Regions from separate parts of the Homo sapiens genome. Here all the other regions are linked to region 1. Evidence: chromatin contacts called from ENCODE Hi-C or POLR2A ChIA-PET data. All regions are on one chromosome and are shown on one strand. Each heading gives the region's core, a stretch centred on a gene start or an enhancer-like site at or near the end of the contact. The rest is flanking DNA. Distances are from core to core; before and after follow the strand shown. Region 1 holds the start of STAG1 (STAG1 cohesin complex component). Region 2 holds the start of PIK3CB (phosphatidylinositol-4,5-bisphosphate 3-kinase catalytic subunit beta). Region 3 holds the start of MRPS22 (mitochondrial ribosomal protein S22). Region 4 holds the start of RYK (receptor like tyrosine kinase).

Region 1 (2,723 bases), core at 44-2,543:
GTCTTTCTAGTCAGAATCACGAGAATAAACTCTATCCATCTTAACACCAACTTTAACAGCAAATAATTTTTTTTTATGACAAATTGCGTTTTTTTTTTTTGTTTTTTTTTTGTCTGTAAGTGTCCAAAACTATCCTATGACTTATACTCCCGGAGCACGATTCCCTGCAATGTGAAGAGAATCGACAGATAACATTTCAAATGTGGGTAGATGGGGGTGACGTGACAATCCTAAAACCTGAAAATTTCTTAGTACCCATACCATACAAGAAGAACCCAGTTCGGACCCTGCAAACGGGGCTCAGGTCCAACTCCAAGCACTCTAGTTTCCCACCCCGCCCCCACCTCGAGAAAGGAGGGAAAACAACTTTTATTGGCCTCGTCTCTCAGGGGACTGGCAAACTAGCGGGGCAGTGCTTAGGCCTGGACACGTTTCACAAGGAGGCCCCCGTCGGGGGCTGAGAGGGCAGATAGCTGGAAAGCCCAGCATTGATGCATCTCCCCCAGCCGCCACCCCGCTGCCCCACCCCGCCAACAAGAAGCCTGGGCCAGCCGCCCCGCCGAGCGACCCCCCAGGCCCCTCCGCTGAAATGAACTCGTTGTCATGTGACGCCGCCGCCGCTAAAACACCGCAGAAACGCAGGTCGGCAGGCGGCGGAAGGCATTCGCGCCAGCCCGCGTCGGCCCGGCCCCGCTGGGCGCGGGCGACTCCCGAGAGCCCGGGCGGGGGGGGGCGGAGGGCGGGCTTGGCGGCGGGCCCGAGCGCGCCACAAAGGCTTCCGCGCCTGTCGCCGTAGTGCCCGGGCGGGCGGGGGCAAAATTTTTGGTGCCCGCGGGAGGGGTGGCAAGCGACGAAGACGCCGGGGTGCCCACCGCGCCCACAGACGTCTCTCCGGGCACTCGGACGGCCCACGACCGCCGCACCCCGCACAGGCCCGCGCGGCCTCCCTCCCCCGCACGGGGCCCGCGCCCGGCCCGCCCGCTCGCCGCTCGCGCTCTCTCGCTCTCGCCCGGCCTCCATCTTGGATCGGCGCTTCCAGCCCCCGCGCCGCTGCCGCCGCATTCCCCCTCTTTCCCGCCCCCCGCCGCCGTCGCCGCCGCCCGCACTCACCTCAGCTGCCCATCCGGGCGCCGCCGACCATCGACCTAGTTTCCCCCCAAAAGTCTCCGGTGTGTTATTCCCGATGTGGGGGGGTTGTTACGGGGTGGTCGCCGGGGGTTCGGGAGCGGGGGCCGCGCCTTCAACGGAGCTGCAATCCTAACCCGCCATCTGGTGGCATTTTCCACACGCCAATGGCGCCGCTGCAGACTTGGGTCCGGACCGCCCTCTGCTGGCCGCGGTGCTCACTGCCTTGCTGACGGGACGGGCCTGCCCGGAAAGGGGAGGGAGCTGAGGCGCGAGCTAGGGGCCGCGGCAGGGGCGCGCGCAAACGCTTTCCAGTGGGGATTGCGCGCACGCGCACCAGCGGGGCGGGAAACGTGGCCGCTGCGTGGCGGCCCCGCCCCCACACGGAGCGCTCGCGCAGTTCAGCCAATCGCGAGAGGCGTAGGCTTCTGGATAAGGGCGCTGTGGACGGTTCTTGGGCCGCCCGCGGCTGGCGGAAGGACGGCCACGGTGGCGCCTGCGCGTCCGGCTCGCCGAGTTGCCGCCCGCCATTTTTGGAGCTTCTTGGAGATCTAGGCAGGAACCCGCCCCGGGTTCCTTCACCGAGGCTCCTCCCTAGGTCTCAGGGCCGGCGCTTTCCTCTGTTCCCGCCCGGCTCCTGCTGCCCCCATCCGCAGCTCTCGAGACGCCCTGCGGAAACCCGAGGGTGAGGCCGCGCAGATCCCTGCTCCTACTTGGATTTAGCAAGGGCCTCAGAGCTTAGCATTGTATTCGCGATTTACGGCTGACAAGCGCTTTCACCAGGCAAGAGTGAAAAGGTTTCAAAAGGACTATTGGGGACTTCCCTCGCCATTAATCTAGACGAAACACCGCCGGCCCTAGGCCGATTGGCGTCATCCTGCCTCTGTAAAGCACATCTTTCCGTGGTGTCGGCTTTGCATAAGGCGGCAGCATTGGCTAGTTTGTGAGAGGAGAATATAACTAGACTGAGAAGATAGACTCAGCTGTGAAAGTGGATTTCTCCCTCCACAACCTAGGACTACTTTCAGTAGCTCTGAAATACACATGAGAATCTTAGCCTTCTAGATGCCAAAAGAGAAATAATCAGTAAGGTGAAATCATTAACAAACTATTTATGTTTAACGTCGCCTCTTCCCTGATCTCCACCTGCCCGTCCGTGGCCATGGATCCCTACCTTTCACCTGCTTACAACTTTTCACCACAAAAGTGAATCCTTACTCTCCTGGATCATTAGCCCCATATATGACTAACTTCTCTATCGCTATAGCCAACTCTATTTCAGTATGGAATCGCTCAACTACTTTATAGTCTTAAGGGCCTGTCTCCAGTAGGTTACCCCTATTTGTGTTTTCTCTCTCAAGGGTTTGCAAGATGTGTGGCTTTTCGCTGGAGGAAGTCATAACTGACCAGATTGGATATGAATTCGTGACTGGACTCCTACTTATAATTTTCTTGCGTTTTCTTCTAATCTCTGGCTGATCTCCTATTTTCCACAAAGACTGTTTCAAGCTTTCCATGTTGTTAAAGATGCCAGTCCCAGTCCATACTAATAGATAAATTCATCCAGTTTCCTGGGCTCAGAGCTATGGGACTCCAAT
Region 2 (2,700 bases), core at 105-2,604, 2.1 Mb after region 1:
TCTCCAAACTTCCATTCAGTGCTTCAAAATAAGTACTCATTTAATTATCATGACTTCACCAGACAGTCACACTGCCCACAATGATGTTTACAAAAGCACTTGTCACTCCCTTTGGATGTAGCAATGCAGAAAAAAGAGTCTGTTTCCATACTCTTCGTGTGTTTATAACTCTGTAACAAGTGGCAGAGTTCAAGTGTCACTTGAGATGAAACAGCAAAGCACTTCAAGTTTACGTCCCACCATCTTTCATCCTAAGCGAATCCCGAATTTGCTCGGTTTCATTTCAGCAGTAATTCCCACTCAGTACCTGAGACAGGGTTCCAATTCAGCCCTGCGGGAAGAGACTGCAGGATTCTAGTAAGGGACTATAGGATTCTATTTTGGCCACTGCGAGGTTAACAGGCTCCAATATTAAGCAACTCCAGTATCGGTTACTGCAACACCAGAGCAGATCGGAAATAAATGTGCCCCCAAACGCACGCCAGCAGCCAGGAATTAGCAATAGCTAACACGAGATGCTGCAGCAGGGGTATCATTTACTTAGCACTTGTTCAGTTATGCCTAACCTCACAACAACCTTATGGTGTATGTATTATTATTTCCATTTAACACATCAGGATATTTTGGCCCAAGGCCCCAGGACTGGTCAGCAGCGGCGTTGGGATTCGAAAACATGTCCATAACCTAATAACCCTGGGTCCACGCCTCTGAAATACACTTCTGCGCAAAAAGGCACCTGAGGGTCGGGAAGTTCCGGAGGTGTCCGCATAGACGCGGGGCGCGAGTACGCCGTCTCTCCACAGAAACGCCCCTCAGGAACGGGACCCAAAGCGACAGTGACCCGGGACGCCCGGCAGCGTCTCTGCCGCCCAGGGGCCGGGGGGCGCCACTCACCTTGGAGAGCCCAGGGCGGGCCGCAACCAAGCCAGACGCCCCCACCGGCCGGTAGGCGGTTATCCTCCAAGCTGGCAGGAAGCGCGGTGCAACCACAAGAGTCGCCAGCGCCGCAGGTAGCGGCAAGCTAGAACGCACCGCCAGCACGCCCGGGGGCACCGCAGCCGGCGCCGCGACCCAGCCGCCCCTCAGCCGCGCCGCATCCGGGTCCCGGCCGCCGCACTCACCTGCCTGGCGTTCCGCCGCCGCCGCCTGCTACTATTCCAAGTGCGCAGTCAGCAGCCCAGGCCGCCGCAACCGCTCCACTCCGGCGCCCCCATCCCTGCCTCTCTCGATCACCTCCCGCCTGCCCCGCGCAGCACTACACTCGCCCCCTCCCCACTGCCATGGCCCGCTCCGCCGCAGCGCCGCACAGGCCGACAGAGCACGCGCGCGCCGCCGCCGAACCCGCGCCCGTGTGCGCGCGCGCCAGCCTCTCAGGCCTGCATCCCAGCAGCCCCCGCCCCGCCCTGCGCCGCCCTCGGGCCAATCCCGGGCCCCGCGGTGGCGGCGGCGGCGGCGGCGGCAGTTGGGCTGGCAGGGTGTGGGGAGAGGCCTCACTGCCGATTCCTCTACCGTTGCCAGCCCGGCTGCGACGCTGCTGCACGGCCTTTCCTAACTCTCTTTGCGACTCCCAGAGGACTGCGGAATAGGGAATCCCCGGCAAGTCGCCTTCAGGAGAGACCCATCACCCGCTGCGGCCTCCATAACCTCCTCCCGAGAGATTCCGCTCTTCCTAGGTTCCTTGCTGGCCTTTTCTTCCCAGCCCTTCTCCCTGTTCTGCGACATGGACTGACTCCTAAATTCTTGGACGCAGCACTTATTTTTTTCCCGATACCCGTCTCCGTCTTTCACTCCCTTTGTGAGGATAGGGCGCTAGCTCGGCTGCCTCACAGCTGGCCCTTCAGTCCCTACACTGTGAATGGTTGTTTCTAGGGAAAAGTCCAGGCTTTCAAGCCCAAGATTCTTGTTCTTTGTTCAATTTTGCAGTAACAACACCTAACATTTGTCTGCAGAGCCTTAAACTTTACCCCTTTTTGCCTACCTTGTTTCCTGTTACCTTTGACCCCAACCGCGAAAAATCACAGTCCTCTTTCTAGTGGGACACTTAAATTTTACTTACTGAAAACCAACATTTTAACTCACTCCAAAGCTAGTATATTCTAACGTAATGCTCCTATATTACCCTGGACAAATAGTTGAGTAGTCAGGGATAAAATCTAGAAGTACAACATAATAAAAAGCAAACGTGACAAATCAATTAAGTGACAAACCAATAGTTTATTTGAGAAATGATCCTAGTTTTTTTATTTTTTATTTATTTACTTATTTTGAATGAGAGTTTCGCTACTGTTGCCCAGGCTGGAGTGCAATGGCGCGATCTTGGCTCACCGCAACTCTGCGTCCCCCGGTCAAGCGATTCTCCTGCCTCAGCCTTCCTGAGGATTACAGGCATGCGCCACCACGCCTGGCTAATTTTGTATTTTTAGTAGAGACGGGGTTTCTCCACGTTGGTCAGGCTGGTCTCGAACTCCCGACCTCAGGTGATCAGCCCGCCTCGGCCTCCCAAAGGGCTGGGATTACAGACATGAGCCACCGTGCCCGGCCAATGATCCTGGTTTTAATTGACTTTCGATTTAAAGCAAGAACATTGAAAAATAAATTCCAGAAGAGGCTGTAATACCAACACTTTGGGAGGCCGAGGTGGGCAGATCACTTGAGCCCAGGAGTTCACACCTAGCCTGGGCAATATGGCGAGACTGACAA
Region 3 (2,920 bases), core at 376-2,875, 2.6 Mb after region 1:
TTCTTCTCCAGAGATAGACTCTAAGGGGAGCAGAGCTCCCTTGATTTCAGCTCAGTAATACTGATTTCAGATTTCTCATGCGGAATTGTGAAAGAATACATTTTTGTTATTTTAAACCATAATATTTGTGGTAGTTTGTTATAGCAGCCACAGGAAACTAATGCTAATACAGCAGCCAATGGATTCATTCATCCTGCACTAAGTGTCCAATCAGCTGTGTCCAGGAGGATGTTTACAGGAAAAACATAGCCACTGAGGCCTGCTCCCTCAGCTATGGGAAGAAAGTAGAGGGTTCATTTTCAGAGAAAAGGCATGGGCTGGGAGACACCTGCATTCATCCTGCCACTAGTCTCTGACACCTGCTATCATGTAGGTGTAAGCATTGGGAAGTGCAGGGCAGCAGACTTGCCTAAATAGGCACCAAGCCTAGTGCTCTCCCTTCCCCTCCCAAATAGGGAATGAGTTCATAAACAGCACTGTTAATATTAATGCTAAGTTGGGGGAAAATAGCTGAGGCTGGAAGGTGAGTCTATTCATCCAGCTAAGTCAAACAAGAGTTTACTAACACCCTGTTTTCCCAGGCCTTGGGATAAGTGCTTAGCACAGGCACCAATCTATAGTCTAGAGAAGGATAAGACCTGCACATCCTGGATAGCTGGAAAAAATGTAAAGAATCATTTAATCATTCATTCATTTATTCAACAAAAGTTTGCTGTGCACGTAGATGTACTAGGCTAGGTGATATTGCAATAAAATATGTAGAGTCACTGTGTTCATGGGGTGAGAAAAAGAAATAAGCAGATAAAGAGCAAAATAACAGATTATAAAATGGGCTATAAAGGAAAGGAATAAGTGTTGAGACAGAGAATCAGGTGTATGAATTGGCAGTGGCAGTGGTGGTGGTGGTAATCAGGGCTTGGAGTCAGGAGTTAGATTTAGGGTGCATGTGAGCAGTGTGGATGGAGAAATTTAAGAAGTAGTTGGATTTAAACCTGAGGATGGGGGAGAAGGTTTGGGCAGGAAGTGGAATACATAAATTATGTATTTATTTGAGACAAGAGTCTCACTCTGTCACCCAGGCTAGAGTGTTTGTTTGTTTGTTTATTTGAGATGGAGTCTTGCTTTGTTGCTCAGGCTGGAGTGCAATGGCACGATCTTGGCTCAATGCAACCTTTGCCTCCTCGGTTCAAGCGATTCTCCTGGTACAGGCGCCCGCCACCATGCTTGGCTAATTTTTATATTTTTAGTAGAGACGGGGGTTTCACCATGTTGGCCAGGCTAATCTCGAACTCCTGACCTCAGGTGATCCGCCCGCCTTGGCCTCCCAGACTGCTGGGATTACAGGCGTGAGCCACGGCGCCTGGCCGGAAATTTGTTATTTAGAACGATGGAAACGGGTAGGAAAAAGAGCATATAGGGAAAAAGGTGTAAGTTTTAACTTTATGCATAGGGAAGGACATAAACACCGTCTACTTGTGAATAAGTAGTTTAGAAGAAACAATCTATAAGGGCCCGGAAGACTTCCGGCCCTTTCCGCCTTTAACTAGACTACATTTCCCAGAGTGCTGCAAGAACTGGGTGTGACTCGGAATCCCTCCCAACCACTTCCGGCGCAAGTGGCTTCTGATAATCATGGCGCCCCTCGGAACAACTGTATTGCTGTGGAGCCTCTTGAGGAGTTCTCCGGGCGTGGAACGGGTCTGTTTCCGGGCTCGAATCCAGCCCTGGCACGGTGGCCTGCTCCAACCGCTACCTTGCTCTTTCGAGATGGGGCTGCCACGCCGCCGGTTCAGCTCCGAGGCCGGTAAGTGACCTTCCGGACTTTCGCTGGGGCGTTCTTCTGGGAGACGTAGATCCTGTTTCTGGCAGGCGAAAACCACGCGATAGCCCCCGCGACACGTATCCTAGCGCTTCCTCAGATTCAGCTGTCTTCCTTCTGTACCTGTAGAGTTTGTCATCACCTGCATATCTGTTCATTCGTTCACTCACTCAACTACAGTGCCTGAGTTCCGCTCCGTGCAGAGCACTGTGCTAAGCTCTGTGGGATATGGCAAACTAAGACTGACACAGACATTTCCCTGTGGGAACTCATGTCCATGGGGAATTGGCAGTGCAGTGTGACCCGGGTTGTTATAGGGGACGCACACAGGAGAGGCACTCAAACTAGGTTGGAAGGTCAGGGAAGGGTTCCTGGCAAATATGACCAAAGCTGAGATCTGGTTAGCCATGCTAAGGAGAAAGCAAGAAGCTTCTCAAGCATAGGGGACAGTAGCAGATGTCCAGAAATGAGACTGAGCACAGATATTTGGGAACCCATTTTGGAGGTAGGATTGATAAGGCTTGATTAAGGCTTTGGATATGAGTTTAAAGGGACAAATTAAGATTGTTTCTTAAGTTTTTGATTGGAATAGAGGGTTGTCCCATTTACACCAAGATGAAGAAGATTAATTAATTGTTGGAACCGTTATTTTGGGGGCGGGGGTAGTGCAGGAGTAGATGAGATCAGGAGATGGGAAAGGAGGCGGAATTAAACCTATTTGGGACACATTAAATTTGAGGTGACTTTAAGAGTCAACTGTTTAGTATGGAGTTAAATATAAAGTGAGGAACATCGGAGTAAAAATGGTAACTAAAGGTGAGTGAATGGGTGAGACTGAGGAGAGAGTAGTGCTGAGCACTTGCTGTGTGCTGGATACCCTGAGGAACCCTGGGTGCCAGAGATGAGTATAAGACAAGGTCTGGTCTTCATAGAGCACATCACTTAGTGAGAGACATAGTGTAGGTAAGCAGACCACCTTAACTTTTTTTCTAAATGAGGTTGGAAGCCATTCGTGAATTTTAAGCTTGGGAGTAATCTTGATTACATTTTAAAGAGATTACTCTGGTTGCTCTGTGGAGAATGATCTGTAGTGGGGCCAGA
Region 4 (2,700 bases), core at 125-2,624, 2.5 Mb before region 1:
AAGAATGCAAACGTCTAGGTACCAAGGACTTCCTTTTTGGGGGGTCGTTCCTGTCAGATCTTCCTCTAAGGGGTCATTTCCAGAATCCACAAAGTCCTAACATAAGACCCCAGCAATTTTTCAAATTAATTCCCCAAACAACAAAGCTAAGCAAGTAAATGGAACCACAAACCGACCCAAGACTAAGTTCTTGTTTCCCTTCAAGATACTCAAAAGTAGGAGAGTGGCCCAGAAGTACAGAGTCAGTCCAAACTCCCAACACACCCAATGCAAAAACCAAAAAGGTATTGAAACTAAAAAGGTCTGCTACCTGGCGATTCATTCACTAAAAATATGCTTAGAATCTAAGCATATGCTCCAAATCTACGTCCCAAGAGTTGGAGGCTGCCACGAACATTTGGTGCCCTTATAACCTCCCCTTCTTTCTCTCTCGTTTTTTTTTTTTTTTTTTTTTTTTTTGTAAAAGGGTAAGCACAGAGCGTGGCCTCTACTGGAGCATCAAAACCACAGCAAAGGGTTTGCAAGTTCAGTCTAAAACGTGAATTTCGAGATATTCAAAATCGAGGGCCCTAGAGTGACACACATAGAAAGCGTCAAAAAAACTTCGTGCAGCAAGGAAAAAAAGTTGTAAGGGTGACTGACTCTTCTAGGGAGAAGGGCTAAGGAGGCAGTGAGGAGGATGGGATGGGGTGAATCTGGGTCTATCGCGGCGGGGCAGCGAGGGCGGCACGAAGGCTGACCCAGAGCTGGGGACCGGGCAGGGACCACACCTCCCAGCCAGCACGGCAGGCAGAGACCGGGCCGCGAGGCGAATCCGGGCGCGGGGGGCGGGGAGGGTACTCGCCCGAGGTCCACGGCTCGCAGACTGATCCGCCGGCGGCCGGAAGCTGCCCCAGCCGGCCCGACCTGCCCGCCCCGGCCTCGGCGGCCCCACTCACCGATCAGCCGGCGCACCTCGTCCTCGCTCAGGTAGAGACTCACGCTGGGCCCCGCGGAAGCCGACTGCAGCTCCGGGGGCCGCGGGGCGGGGGCGGCGGCAGCGCCAGGCGCGGGCAGCAGCGGCAACAGCGCAAGCAGAAGCAGCAGCGGCGGCGGCGGCGGGGCCCTCAGGCCGCGGGCCCCCGGGAGGCAACTCCGGCCCGGCCGCCCCAGCCGCGCCGCCCCACGCATGGCCGCCGCCGCCGCCGCCGAAGAGGAGCGTCGGCCGCCCGCCGCACCGCCGCCCACCCCCGGCCCCGAGCCGCTCACAGCCCCGAGCCGGGGGCGGCTGCCCAGCTCATCGCACCGCCGGCCCGTGGCAGCCAGCAGTGGCTTCAGACCTCCGGAGCGCGCCGCCGCCGCCGCCTCCTCGCTGCATCGTCCGGAGTTGGGGGCTGCCCGCGGGACGCGCCCGTGCGCGCCGCCGCCTCCCCGGGAGCGCGCACGCACCTTTCGCTCTGGGCGGGCCGGCCTGGGCAACGCGCTGGGGTTTTAAAGTGCCTCGGCGGGCGAAGGGCTCGGGTCACCCTCTCCGCAAGAGCCGGTCCCCGCCCCACGCGGTCACTGCGTCTAATGTTTGCTTGTCTATTGTCTGTAACCCTCCTTTCCCGACGGACGGGCCAGGCTGGAGCCACCGGCCGCGCCTGCAGCTCAGTGGGCGCCCCAGGTCCCCGGAAACGCCTGGATGCGGCCGTTCTGGTTGCGAAAAAGCAGCATGCTTTCCTGTTTAGTGGGAAAACTCAAATAAATAGAAATCATCCTTTATCTTACCATCGGTGATCAACTTTATCGTTTCCGTATCTATTATTAGAATTTATACTACATATATTTGTTTTCCAGAAAGATCTTAGCACGCTTTACTAACCCTATTTTTACGTTACAAAATTTTATTTATTTTTATATTTTTATTTATTTATTTTGAGACGAAGTCTTGCTCCGTCACCCAAGCTGGAGTGCACTGGCACGATCTCGGCTCACTGCAACCTCTGCCTCCTAGGTTCAAGCCATTCTCCTGCCTCAGCCTCCCGAGTAGCTGGGATTACAGGCGCCCGCAACCATGCCCGACTAATTTTTTTGTATTTTTAGTAGAGACGGGGTTTCACCATGTTGGCCGGGTTGGTCTCGAACTCCTGACCTCACGTGATCAACTGACCTCGGCCTCCCAAAGTGCTGGGATTACAGGTGTAAGCCACCGCGCCCTGCCAAATTGTTATTTTTTTTATAATCGTTCTGCATCACTATAATCAACCTGCCTTTGGGGTTGTTAATCTGTGGTCCATACCAGGCTTCGACAGCCTTCCAATAATATGAAACTGTGTGCAAAAGTGTATGTGTCTCCGTGCGTATTTGTGTCCACGTCCATGTTTCTGTGTGTTGTGTGTATGCTTGATTGCACACAGAGAGGTGGTATGTCATCATTTGTTCTAGGGAGTCCTTGTGCCCTCAAAGAGGTTAAGAACTGCAGATAGACCTCGTGTACTTAAAGGCGGTGGAGCCAGCCAGTGCATGGACTTCCGGGCCTCCTGATGTATTTTTGTGAGCCGCCCACCATCGCGGTCAAACTTGCACCAGTGCCCCCTCTCTTGGTGAGGCTCCAAGGGCCCCTGCCCTGTCCTGGGACACCTCGTCCCTGCGGACAGGCCCCCGTCCTGACCCCAAGGCTCTCGCGGGGCCGTGCCTCGGGGAGCAGCTGCTCTGACAGCTAGGCCTGGCTTCGGGGCA

Evidence for each region. A loop is a pair of places that touch in the nucleus more often than their neighbours do. ChIA-PET counts read pairs that join two places held with the same protein, here RNA polymerase II (POLR2A). Pooled maps may share reads with other maps.
Region 2: a map of B cell shows a loop between it and region 1 (24-fold over the local background). The contact joins the promoter of PIK3CB here to the promoter of STAG1 in region 1. A Hi-C loop is called at or near these places in 3 of 168 maps with a recorded cell type or tissue (B cell, CD4-positive, alpha-beta memory T cell and naive thymus-derived CD4-positive, alpha-beta T cell), 1 of 37 single-sample maps with no recorded cell type and 9 of 50 pooled maps. POLR2A ChIA-PET finds 5 or more read pairs at or near these places in 1 of 52 experiments (T-cell).
Region 3: a map of CD8-positive, alpha-beta T cell shows a loop between it and region 1 (5-fold over the local background). The contact joins the promoter of MRPS22 here to the promoter of STAG1 in region 1. A Hi-C loop is called at or near these places in 1 of 168 maps with a recorded cell type or tissue (CD8-positive, alpha-beta T cell) and 9 of 50 pooled maps. POLR2A ChIA-PET finds 5 or more read pairs at or near these places in 1 of 52 experiments (A673).
Region 4: a loop to region 1 is called in a map of B cell, with 19 times the contacts of the local background. The contact joins the promoter of RYK here to the promoter of STAG1 in region 1. A Hi-C loop is called at or near these places in 2 of 168 maps with a recorded cell type or tissue (B cell and naive thymus-derived CD4-positive, alpha-beta T cell) and 8 of 50 pooled maps.

The regions. Positions count from the first base shown.
Region 1 is chr3:136,751,085-136,753,807 of GRCh38, forward strand. It overlaps STAG1 (STAG1 cohesin complex component), which reads right to left and starts at 1,294. Exons shown (of 34, transcript NM_005862.3): 1 at 1,111-1,294. STAG1-DT (STAG1 divergent transcript) reads left to right here and starts at 1,587. Exons shown (of 1, transcript NR_185911.1): 1 at 1,587-2,723. RefSeq lists silencers at 618-997, 1,318-1,547 and enhancers at 739-1,670, 1,558-1,877, 1,671-2,602.
Region 2 is chr3:138,833,574-138,836,273 of GRCh38, forward strand. PIK3CB (phosphatidylinositol-4,5-bisphosphate 3-kinase catalytic subunit beta) reads right to left here and starts at 1,355. Exons shown (of 24, transcript NM_006219.3): 1 at 1,122-1,355. RefSeq lists a silencer at 852-1,591.
Region 3 is chr3:139,342,395-139,345,314 of GRCh38, forward strand. MRPS22 (mitochondrial ribosomal protein S22) reads left to right here and starts at 1,626. Exons shown (of 8, transcript NM_020191.4): 1 at 1,626-1,804. The coding sequence starts at 1,633. RefSeq lists enhancers at 1,684-1,773, 1,733-2,027, 2,004-2,103, 2,114-2,233.
Region 4 is chr3:134,249,485-134,252,184 of GRCh38, forward strand. RYK (receptor like tyrosine kinase) reads right to left here and starts at 1,375. Exons shown (of 15, transcript NM_002958.4): 1 at 939-1,375. The coding sequence starts at 1,170. RefSeq lists an enhancer at 616-1,394 and a silencer at 730-1,549.